2 separate regions of the Homo sapiens genome follow, and region 1 is linked to region 2. Evidence: chromatin loops called from intact Hi-C (ENCODE). Cell type or tissue: dorsolateral prefrontal cortex. All regions are shown on one strand. Links, peaks and the distances in the headings refer to the core of each region. The heading gives the core; the rest is flanking DNA. Region 1 overlaps ABCA8 (ATP binding cassette subfamily A member 8). Region 2 overlaps ABCA9 (ATP binding cassette subfamily A member 9).

What was found. Peaks named below come from ENCODE experiments on the same cell type or tissue, not always from the same donor. Only the 100,000 strongest peaks of a DNase experiment are listed, where the experiment ranks them.
Region 1: a loop joins it to region 2, with 9 times the contacts of the local background. A loop is called at or near these places in 8 of 110 quality-filtered maps.

The regions. Positions count from the first base shown.
Region 1 is chr17:68,908,108-68,913,495 of GRCh38, forward strand. The region is part of intron 17 of ABCA8 (ATP binding cassette subfamily A member 8); the gene reads right to left. Among named protein-coding and RNA genes, the nearest start is that of ABCA8, 45 kb to the right of the region's middle. In dorsolateral prefrontal cortex, for the core only: a CTCF peak has its summit at 2,335; DNase peaks (open chromatin) are centred at 2,254 and 2,494; H3K27ac peaks cover 5,000 bases.
Region 2 is chr17:68,969,994-68,975,381 of GRCh38, forward strand. ABCA9 (ATP binding cassette subfamily A member 9) reads right to left here. Exons shown (of 39, transcript NM_080283.4): 39 at 4,495-5,388. Among named protein-coding and RNA genes, the nearest start is that of ABCA8, 17 kb to the left of the region's middle. In dorsolateral prefrontal cortex, for the core only: CTCF peaks have their summits at 2,318 (motif pointing left) and 2,517; no DNase peak of the experiment used is centred there; H3K27ac peaks cover 1,265 bases.

The sequences.
Region 1 (5,388 bases), core at 57-5,056, 62 kb before region 2:
AGTTACTGGTGAGGTTACTCAGGAGTAGTGCCCAGAGAAGTTTCATATTGATTGAAGCTCCTGAAGAGAGGGTGGTCACAGAGTGGAAAATACCAGGGTTGCAGTACAGCAAAGGTCAGGACTATGCAAAATGGATAACGTTGCAGTTGAAGGTTCAGTTTTAAGCTGACTAAATAGAATTGTTGTATCGCTTCAAAGGAACAAGAGACTTGTGAGAAGTATAGATGCCAAACAGTTTCAGTTACTCAATGTAGTCATCCAATGCAAATTTACTAAGTTCTTAGTATGTGACAAACATCATACTTAGTGTTGAGGATACAATGGTGACTAAAGCAGCATTATTCTGCTCTTATGGAGTTCATTGTCTAGTGCGGGCGTCAGGAAGAAAACATGTAGACAACCAGATGAGTAAAATAATTATCAATAGTAGTAAGTGCTATGAAGGAAACTGGATTATAGATAGAAACTAATAATGGATGAATGTGGTTTGCTTTTCTTGTAATGCTAAGCCCAGAACTTTGAATAAGAACAAAGTATCATTGAGAAAATCAGTCTATCCATTGAAAAATACCACAGCTATTTCTCCATTATAGAGAAACAGACAAACACAATATTCTATTAATTGAGGTTATAAATTATACAGTGGGCAAAATATCAGTAGTGACTTGGCTTTGAAATATTGTTTTAGCATCTGGAACGTGTTATTTAACTTATCTAAACAGTTACTTTATTAGAAAACTGGAATAATGATTCCCAGCCTCTAGGGTTATTCGAACAATGGAATAATAGTGAAGTTTGCACTTGACAAGCCCTTAAAAATGGTAGCAATTTTATTTGACCAAATGCATAAGTCAAAAATTATTCCACTGACACATAAGTCATGTATGAACTTAAAAGAATATATGCTATTTTTTTAGAAGTAGTGAAATCCACTGGAAGAGTGAAGCAAAAAATGTCGTAGCTGTTTTCCATGATGCTGACTCCTGAAATGAAAACAATTTAAGAATTATTCCTTGGCCACTTGTAGGAACTTGTGCTGAGTGCTGGGGCGGAATGAATGAGTCATGCAGAAAGTCATTCCTTGAGGAACTTGAAGCTTGAAAGGGGAGGTTGTAAAACTTTTTCTGTAAAATGTGTACTAGATAGTAAATTTTCTAGGCTTTGTAGGCTGTTAGAACTCTGTTGAAACTCTTCCACTCTGCTGTTGTAACATGGAGACAGCCAGAGCAGTGTGTAAAAGAAAGGGCATGACTGGGCTCCAACCAAACTGTATTTACAGAAAGAGGAAGTAGGCTGGATGTGGCTCATGAGCTATAATTTGTTGGCCCTTAGATTAGAAGAAAATAAGGCAATTGCACAAATAGGAGTCCATGAATGGACTCGCAAATTGGGCAGGGATCCTGACTAGCACTTTTTATTTTGAAAACATGTTATGTTTCCATGCAGTGTGCCAGGCAGTCTCTTATTTATTTTTCTATAACCTTTACTTGTAAGTAGGAATTGCTACTCTCACTTTGTAGGTGGAAACACTGACTTTCAGATAGTTTAATTAATTTCCAAGAAGAGATGCAAACAAAGTGCTATAAGAAATAAAAAAAAATTGGGACATTACACAGAACTGGAAAAATATCTACATGAGATATTTTTCAAATAACTTTCTAGGACTTAAACAAGTGCAGATGAGTTAAGGAAACTGTCATCCTATTTTCTTTGTATTGTTGTCATGATAGGTTTGTTTTCTTTCTTAAGTATAGATGGTATAAATTTACAAAAACGACCAATCATGTAACAAAAACAGTAGTTTAAAATATGGATTTGACTACTAGATTTAGAATTTAAAAATATTCAGGTTCAATTTCTGATTCCAGCACTTCTTAATCTAGGGAGTCTGTAATTTCATCTGTAAAATAAAAGTAACAACACTTCTATTTTAAACAATAGAAGATTTAGGAGGGGAGGTAGAGCAAGGTGGCCAGATAGAACCCTCCAGAAATCTTCCCATCCCCCAGGAACACCAAATTGAACAACTGTCCACACAAGGAAGCACCTTCATAAGAACAAAAAAATCAGGTGAGCAATGATAGTGGTTTTAACATCATATAAGGAAAGAAGCACTGGAGAGGATAGGAAAGACAGTCTTGAATTGCTGACACAACTTCCCATCCTTGGCAGCAGCTGTGTGGCACAGAGAGAGAATGTTGTATGCTTGGGGGAGGGAGAGGACAGTCATTGTGGGACTTTGCATTGGAACTCAGTGTTGCCTGTCACAGTGACAAGCAACGTAGGGCAGAATTCGGCCACTGCCCACAGAGGGAGCATTTAGACCAGCCTTAGCCAGAGGGGAAGCATTCATCCCACTACCATGGACTAAAGTGCTCTGGGGATCTAAATAAACGTAGGACCACAGGGACTGAAATTCCTGGGCAAGTCCTGATGCTGTTCTGGGCTCAAAGCCAATGGACTTGGGGTGCAAAAGACCTCGAGAGACACCAGCTGGAGCAGCCAAGGGAGTGCCTGTTTCACCCCCTCCCCCAACACCAGACAGTGCAGCTCGCTGTTCCAGGAGAGACTCCCTCCTTCTGTTGAGGAGAGGAGAGAGGAGTAAATAGGATTTTGTTTTCCAACTTGCATACAAGCTCAGCCACAGCAGAATAGGACACCAGGCAGAGTTCTGAGGACCCCATTCCAGGCCCTTGCTCCCAGATGACATTTTTAGACATACCCTAGGCCAGAAGGGCACCTGCTGCCTTGAAGAAAAAGACCCAGTTCTGGCAGAATTCATCACCTCCTGACTAAAGAACTTTTGGGCCTTGAATAAACACCAGGAGTAGCCAGGCAGTACTTGCCACAGGCCTTGGGTGAGGCCCAGTGCTCTGCTGGCTTCAGGTTTGACCTAGCACATTCCCAGCTGTGATGGCTGTGGGGAGAGACTTTCTGCCTGAGGAAAAGAGAGGGAAGAGTAAAGGGGACTTTGTCTTGCAGCTTAGGTACCAGCTTAGCTACAGTGGAGTAGAGAGCACCAAGCGGACTCCTGGGGTCCTGGATTCTAGGCCTTGGCTCCTGGATCTGGACTTGCCCCAGGCCAGAGGGGAGCCCATTGCCCTGAAGGGAGCTGCTACCCAGGCCTGGCAGCATGTACTACAAGCTGCCTGAAGTCCCTTGGGCCTTGAGTGAACATCAGTGGTAGCCAGGCAGTACTCGCTGCAGGCCTGGGGCAGTGGTGACTAGGGGGAGAGACTCCTTCTCCTTGAGGAGAGGGAAGAGTGGGAAGACTTTGTCTTCTGGTTTGGGTGTCAGCTCAGCTGCAGCAGAATACAGTGCCATGTAGATTCCTAAGATTTCTGACTCCAGGTCCTTCCTCCCAGAAGGCATTTCTGGACCCACCCTGGGCCAGTGGGAAGCTTGCCACCATAAAGGGAAGGACACAGGCCTGGCTGTATTTGCCACCTGCTGCCTGAAGAGCCCTTGGGCTTAGAGTGAACATTGGCGGTAGCCAGGCAGTGGTCGCTGCGGGTCTTGGGAAAGACCCAGTGCTGTATTGGCTTTAGATCTGACCCAGCATAATCCTAGTGGTGGTGGCCACAGGGGTGCTTGTGTCACCCCTCTGCCAGCTCCAGACAGCTCAATACACACACACACACACACACACACACACACACACACTCCATTTGGAGAAAGATAAGGGAAGGGAACAAGCATCTCTGCCTGGTAATCCAAAGTATTCTCCAAGAGCACCAAAGTGGTACGTCGAAGAGTCTGCAAGAATCACCATGTTACTGGATTTGAGGGTGCCCCCTAGTGCTGATACAGCTGCAGTGACCAAAGACTTAGACCATAACATTCTATTCCCTTTGAATACTTGGAAAGCCTTCCCAAGAAGGATGGGTACAAACAAGCCCAGACTGTGAAGACTACATTAAATACCTAACTCCTCAATGCCCAGACACTGATGAACATCCACAAGCATCAAGACTATCCAAAAAAACATGACCTCACCAAATGACTAAATAAGGTACCAGGGACCAATACCAGAGTGACAAAGATATGTGACTTTTCAGACAGATAATTCAAAATAGTTGTTTTGAGGAAGTTCAAATAAATTTAAGATAACACAGAGAAGGGACTCAGAATCTTATCAGATAAATTTAACAAAGAGATTGAAATAATGTTTAAAAATCAAGCGGAAATTCTGGAGCTAAAATATCAACTGACATACTGAAGAATGTATCAAAGTCTCTCAAGCAGAAGAATCAATGAGCTTGAAGACAGGCTATTTGAAAATACTCAGAAGAGACAAAACACAAAAGAATTGAAAAAGAATGAAGCATGCCTACAAGATCTAAAAAAGAGCCTCCAAAGGACAAGTATAAGAGTCATTGGCCTTAAGGAGGAGATAAAGAAAGAGATAAAGATAGAAAGTTTATTCAAGGGATAATAACAGAGAACATTCCATGCAAATAGAAAACAGAAAAGAGCAGAAATAGATATCTTTATATTAGACAAAATGAATTCCAAGACAAAAACCATAGAAAGAGAAAAAGAATGTCACTATATAATGATAAAAGGGTCAATTCAGCAAGAAGATATAACAATTGTAAATATATATGCACCCAACACTGGAGCACCCAGATATGTAATGCAAATGTTATTAAGGCTAAAGACAGAGAGAGAGAGAGAGACCCAATACAATAATAATAGCTGGAGACTTCAACACACTACTTTCAGCACTGGACAGATGATCCAGACAGAAAATCAAAAACATTGGACTTAATGTGCACTATAGATCAAATGGACCCAATAAATATTTATAGAACATTTTATGCAATGGCTGCAGAATACACAGTCGTCTCCTCAGCACATGGATCATTCTCAAGGATACACGATATGCTAGCCACAAAACAAGACTTAAATTTTTTTTTCAAATTGAAATTATACCAAATAGCTTCTCTGACCACAATAGAATAAAACTAGAAATCAATACAAGAGGAACTTTGGAAACTATACAAACACATGGAAATTAAATAATATGTGTTAGAATGACCAGTGTGTCAAGGAAGAAATTAAGAAGGAAATTGAAAAATTTATTGAAACAAATGAAAATGGAAACACAACATGCCAAAACCTATGGAATACGGTGGAAGCATTACTAAATGGAGAATTTATAGCAATAAGTGCTTACATCAAAAAGAGAAAAACTTCAAACAAACAACCTAACGACACTTCTTAAAAACTAGAGAAGCAAGAGCAAACCAAAACCAAAAGTCGTAGAATAAAAGAAATAATAAACATCAGAGCAGAAATAAATAAAATTGAAATGAAATAAACAATACAAAAAGTTGAAAAATTTGAAAAGTTAAACAAAATGGACAAACTTTTAGCCAGACTAAA
Region 2 (5,388 bases), core at 305-5,304:
TGAAACTCCAGGTATCTGCCTAGAATCCTGCTGTGGTCTAGACTTTCTTTGGAAACATATTTTAAAGTCATAGTTCCTTTATTTTATTACTTAGTGTTCATAAACCTAACACATGTTCAGCTGAGCTTTAAGAATATCAGTCTTCTGATTAGCAACGTAGAATACCTACTCTCTAGGGTGTTGAGAAAGATTTTCAATTTGAATAATAGGAGTAAAATTTAATCAGAATCCTAGTTGAGAAAAATGTAACATGGGACATTTTTTAAGAATGTAGAGTTTATTTTTTCTAAGCCAAAACAACATTACCTATACAATTTTCATGTGTCTTGAATCCCCAAGGACATTAATCCTGTAGTATATTGACAGATGCAAATTAAATACATATACACACTGTTCTATCTATTGCATTCGGCAAGCATGATAAATGATTTTCTCCAGCAATGCTCAGCTCCGACTGGAAAAGTGGAAAACTGCAAGACTTGAGTTTGGGAGTTTAGGATGGGTTTGGGGGAAGGCAAAATGTGACCTTGAAAATATAGTTTAAGTGACAAAGAAAGGAGATGAAGTTAGTTAGGGTTGGAAGGCAGGTCAAAGTATGGATGGGCCTTGAAACTGTAAGTTCTCTTTTGATTATCTAAAATGAATGACATAATTAACAAGACAGAGTTTCAAAATAGTGAGATAATAACCAAATATTTAGCAAATGGAGCTACTCAAAGTGTTAGAATAACACATGAGTTTAGCAGAAGATAAATAATAAAAAGGACAATATGAAATCCACATTATCTGATAGAAACATTTTTGCTTAAATTTTCCATCCTTTTTTTTTTTAATAGGACAGTCTTTTCCACCATTTTCAGCTCATTGCTTCCTGAACTCAACCATGTCAGTCAATGGGCTCCACCTTAAAATTTGTTCAGCATTAAGGATCCTAAATGAAGGACTGGGCAGTGTGGTTCTAGGAAAGCATGAACCTATACAGGGAAGGGTAAAAATTCAAACTAAGCCAATCATAAAAGAGACTCTTCTCCTGGTCAAACTCATTATGATTTACTATGCATCTATTAGTGAGGGAAGAACTGTAAGCCATTATCCAGCCTCTAGTTACAATCTTATATTTTATTATATGTAAAGAGATATTAAAACTGAGTTTATATTCTATAGTGCATTTCCCAAAAATAAGTCTGCAAAAGTTTACTGTGACCTGAGATAAACGTCTCTCTATTCTCTAAGAGCAAGTAATGAAATTTGTCAGGTTCTACATTTGTAAAACAAGCAAATCACAGTAGGATCGCTGAGGTCCTTTATTTTTATTTTTTAAAAGACAGAGTCTCACCTATTGCCCAGGCTGGAGTGCAGTGGTGCAATTATAGCTTCCTGCAGCCTCAAACTCCTGAACTCAAGCCACCCTCCCACCTCAGCCTCTCGAGTAGCTGGAACTACATGTTCATGCCACTGTGCTCAGCTAATTAAAAAGGTGTTTGTGTGTGAGTGTGTGTGTGTGTGTGTGTGTGTGTGTGTGTGTGTGTGTGTGTTGGTAGAGATGGGATCTTGCTATATTGTCCAGGCTAGTCTCAAGTTCCTGGCCTTAAGCAATTCTCCCACCTCAGCCTCTCAAAGTGCTGGGATTACAGGTGTGTGTCCGGCCTTCGAGGTCCTTTTCCACCAAGAATTCTAAGATTATTGTGTAGCGCTGGTTTAAATGCACTCCCAGGGTTCATGTGAGGAGTCGGTGCTGAGTCAAGGTCTTTTTTTCCCAGTAAGCTAACACATCCACTTCAGCATTAACCTTTCCTGTCAAGACAACCCAAGGAATGGCTTTTTACGGTGCCACCCCAGAAAGAGAGACTTCATTTTATTTTCAACAGTCTTTGCCACACTTGCTTTGTCAGAAGTTTTGCTGATTCAGTATATACTACAGTTTGTTGAGGTCTTTATTTTCCCTCACAGAAATAATCTACAGATTATTATGTGACATCACTGAGGCCCGTGCCGTCTTGAAAATATTCAAAGGGACGTGAACGTCAAACAAAATGTATTCCAATGTCTATAGATATTTCTATTAATTACTGAACATTTGTATTGCTAATTTACTAGATTTGTTCTCAAAGGACAATTTTTGCAGGTTGGCCGAATGTGCTAAGCACAGAACCCAAAATTTCTAAATAAAGGAGATCAACTGTTCTGAATTCCTCATTTTTTTACTAAAGATAAAATTATCGAGCAGTTGGTTTAAATAACATATAAATCTAGAGGATTAGGGGAGATTTTGGAAATTTCTGGAAATATTTTGGGTTGTCACACTTGGGGAGTGGTACTGCCATCTGGTGGATAAGAGAGCAGAGATGCTGCAAAATATTTTACAATTCACAGGACAGCCTCCCCCACCACCACTCCAACAAAGAAGTTTCCAATACAAAATGTCAATCGTGCCACTGTTGAGAAACTCACATCTCATATAAGAATAAACTAAGTATCATTAAAATTATTTCTTTATAATCCTTGTAATATTTTCATTTATTGAGGCTTCAAAATAAGTTATTCTTACCTTCTATTTCAAATACTCCAAACATTCATGCAATATAACTTTTAATCTAAGTGGAGATATTCCTTCCTAGTTTTTTTATATTAAGTTAAAGGATAAACTCATCCAAAGGCATTGTGTCTTGGGTTGGATTGTGTCCGAAGAGGGGTTTGGAGGAGACATTAAAATATTTCCACCAACTTATGATAAGAGTTTCATTTCAAGACAGTGACTTTTTTTTTCTTTTTGATGGAGTCTCACTCTGTCGCCAGGCTGGAGTGCAGTGGTGGGATCTCAGCTCACTGCAACCTCCGCCTCCTGGGTTCAAGCGATTCTCCTGCCTCAGTCTCCCAAGTAGCTGGGACTACAGGTGCGCGCCACCACACCCAGCTAATTTTTGTATTTTTAGTGGAGACAGGGTGGTCTCGATCTCTTGACCTCGTGATCCGCCCGCCTCAGCCTCCCAAAGTGCTGGGATTACAGGTGTGAGCCACTGCACCCGGTCAAGACAGTGATTTTAGCACAAGATTTCCACTCTTTTGCTTTGCAATTTCCATGAATATAACTCAGTAAATCAAAACAAGAAGATAATTTATTTTAGCACTAGTAATAGGCAAGTTACTATTGCTTGGCTAGACACTTTCAGGTTGGTGCAATGTGAATACACTGAGAATGAAGGAAGTATCCACTAGCCAGAGAGTCAACACAGATAAACACGTGGGAAGACAGTAGGAAGGATCACTCTTGCAGAGTTCTGCACCAGGTAAGGAATGGCAATAGGAAGCATGGAACAGTTCAATTGCAATTGCATCAGTGCCCTGCATGCTTGAGAGATTCTTACCCTAGGTTTTTGCTTTCATTGTTTTCTTGGCATGAACTACTGTACTAGTCGATGTAATGCTGACTATCTGTTGTAACCAACCCCTAAATCTCAACAATCTCTATATCTTAATACCTCACAGTGGTCTGTGGCAGTTCAGGGTTTTCTTTTTCTTTTGTTTGTTTTCTTTAAGTTACCACAGTAGAGGACACCCACCTTCCTTCCCCATGACCCTCCCATCTTCAAAAACAGACACAGAGCAACAAGTCTTCATGTTTCAAATCTCTATGACTTCCCCTTCTGCCACTATTCTAAGAAAGCTCTCTACGTTTAAGGCATCAGATGATTAGATCAGGCCCACACAGATAATCTTTCTTTTCCTAATGTCAAAGGTGTCATGAAATATAACAGAGACAATGAAGCAATATTGTGTCATATTCTTAGGGTCCAGAGATTAGGGAGGCAGATCTCTACTGGGCCATTTTGGAAATTCTGCCTCTCACAGTGCCAAATATAAATAAGAATATTTGTTGGTAATGTTATTATGAAGATTGCATAAAATAATCAATATATGTACAGAACCTAGTTATAATGTGTATTCTTAGTCTAATAAATAATGATAATATTGCCATGATCATATTATGCTTCCAAGTTTACTATTTCACTTTCTTTTATAGAACTGTTGGATATAAATCCTTTGCTTAACACACTTTCACTGAGATTATTATTGGCATTTTTTTTTAGCTTTGGGAACATACTCTTAGAATACTGAAATGATGTGTTTCTTCATCAGCTCCCAACATATAGCACATTGACACTTTCTTGTTGAAAACTGCTTCACTGAAGTCCTGAGTCTGAGTGTGTCATTAGTGCGGATGAACCCAGTCTTATAAAATCAAGTCTTATTTAAGGCATAGGCCTTATATACAATGATAATGGCACAGTCTTTGGAAATTTGGCTCACTGCAAGAAACACTTACTCTATTACTGATGTACGTAAAGTGAACTATAGTTTTCAATGGGTTGACTTGTATCAACTCATTTGTGACTTATAAAAGTCAAGTGACTCAGTAGGATCAGTATTAATGTCTCTTTTTTAAAAAAAATAAGAAGTCTGGGGCCCTTGGCCCAAGGTCTCAGACGAATATTCTTACGGGTTGATGGAAGTGTTTTATTTTCAAAAACTAGAAGAATATAAGAACTAAAATCAAAGCCAAGGTCTTTCACACAACTTCCTTCAAGTATTCAATTAGATAGCAATAATAATAGTATTAACAAGAAAAACTCACCTAAATAAGAGTATACAAGTTTATTTTAAGGTGTTCATAGGGTTACCAGTTGGATAGGTCATAATAATATATAGAGATATGGGAAATTAAGACCTATGAAGTTTTAATTATTTGCATAAGAGTATGCCCTTGCATCATAAGAAAACATATAAAAACAGAAATATGTTTCAAACTTGTGTATAACATATATATACATGTTCAACTTGATCAGGTTCTTACTGAAATTATTTATTTATTTTTATTATACTTTAAGTTCTGGGATACATGTGCTGAATGTGCAGGTTTGTTACACAGGTATACATGTGCCATGGTACTTTGCTGCACCCATCAACCCATCATCTACATCAGGTATTTCTCCTAATGCTATCCCTCCCCTAGCCCCCATCCCCCCAACAGGCCCCAGGGTGTGGTGTTCCCCTCCCTGTGTCCATGTATTCTCATTGTTCAATTCCCACTTATGAGTGAGAACATGCGGTGTTTGGTTTTCTGTTCCTGTGTTAGTTTGCTGAGGATGATGGTTTCCAGCTTCATCCATGTCCCTGTGAAGAATATGAACTCATCCTTTTCTATGGCTGCATAGTATTCCATGGTGTATATGTGTCACGTTTTCTTTATCCGGTCTATCATTTGTGGGTATTTTGGTTGGTTCCAAGTCTTTGCTATTGTAAACAGTGCTGCAATAAACATACGTGTGCATGTGTCTTTATAGTAGAATGATACAGATTTCAAATTTCCTTTATAGGCACAACAGACAA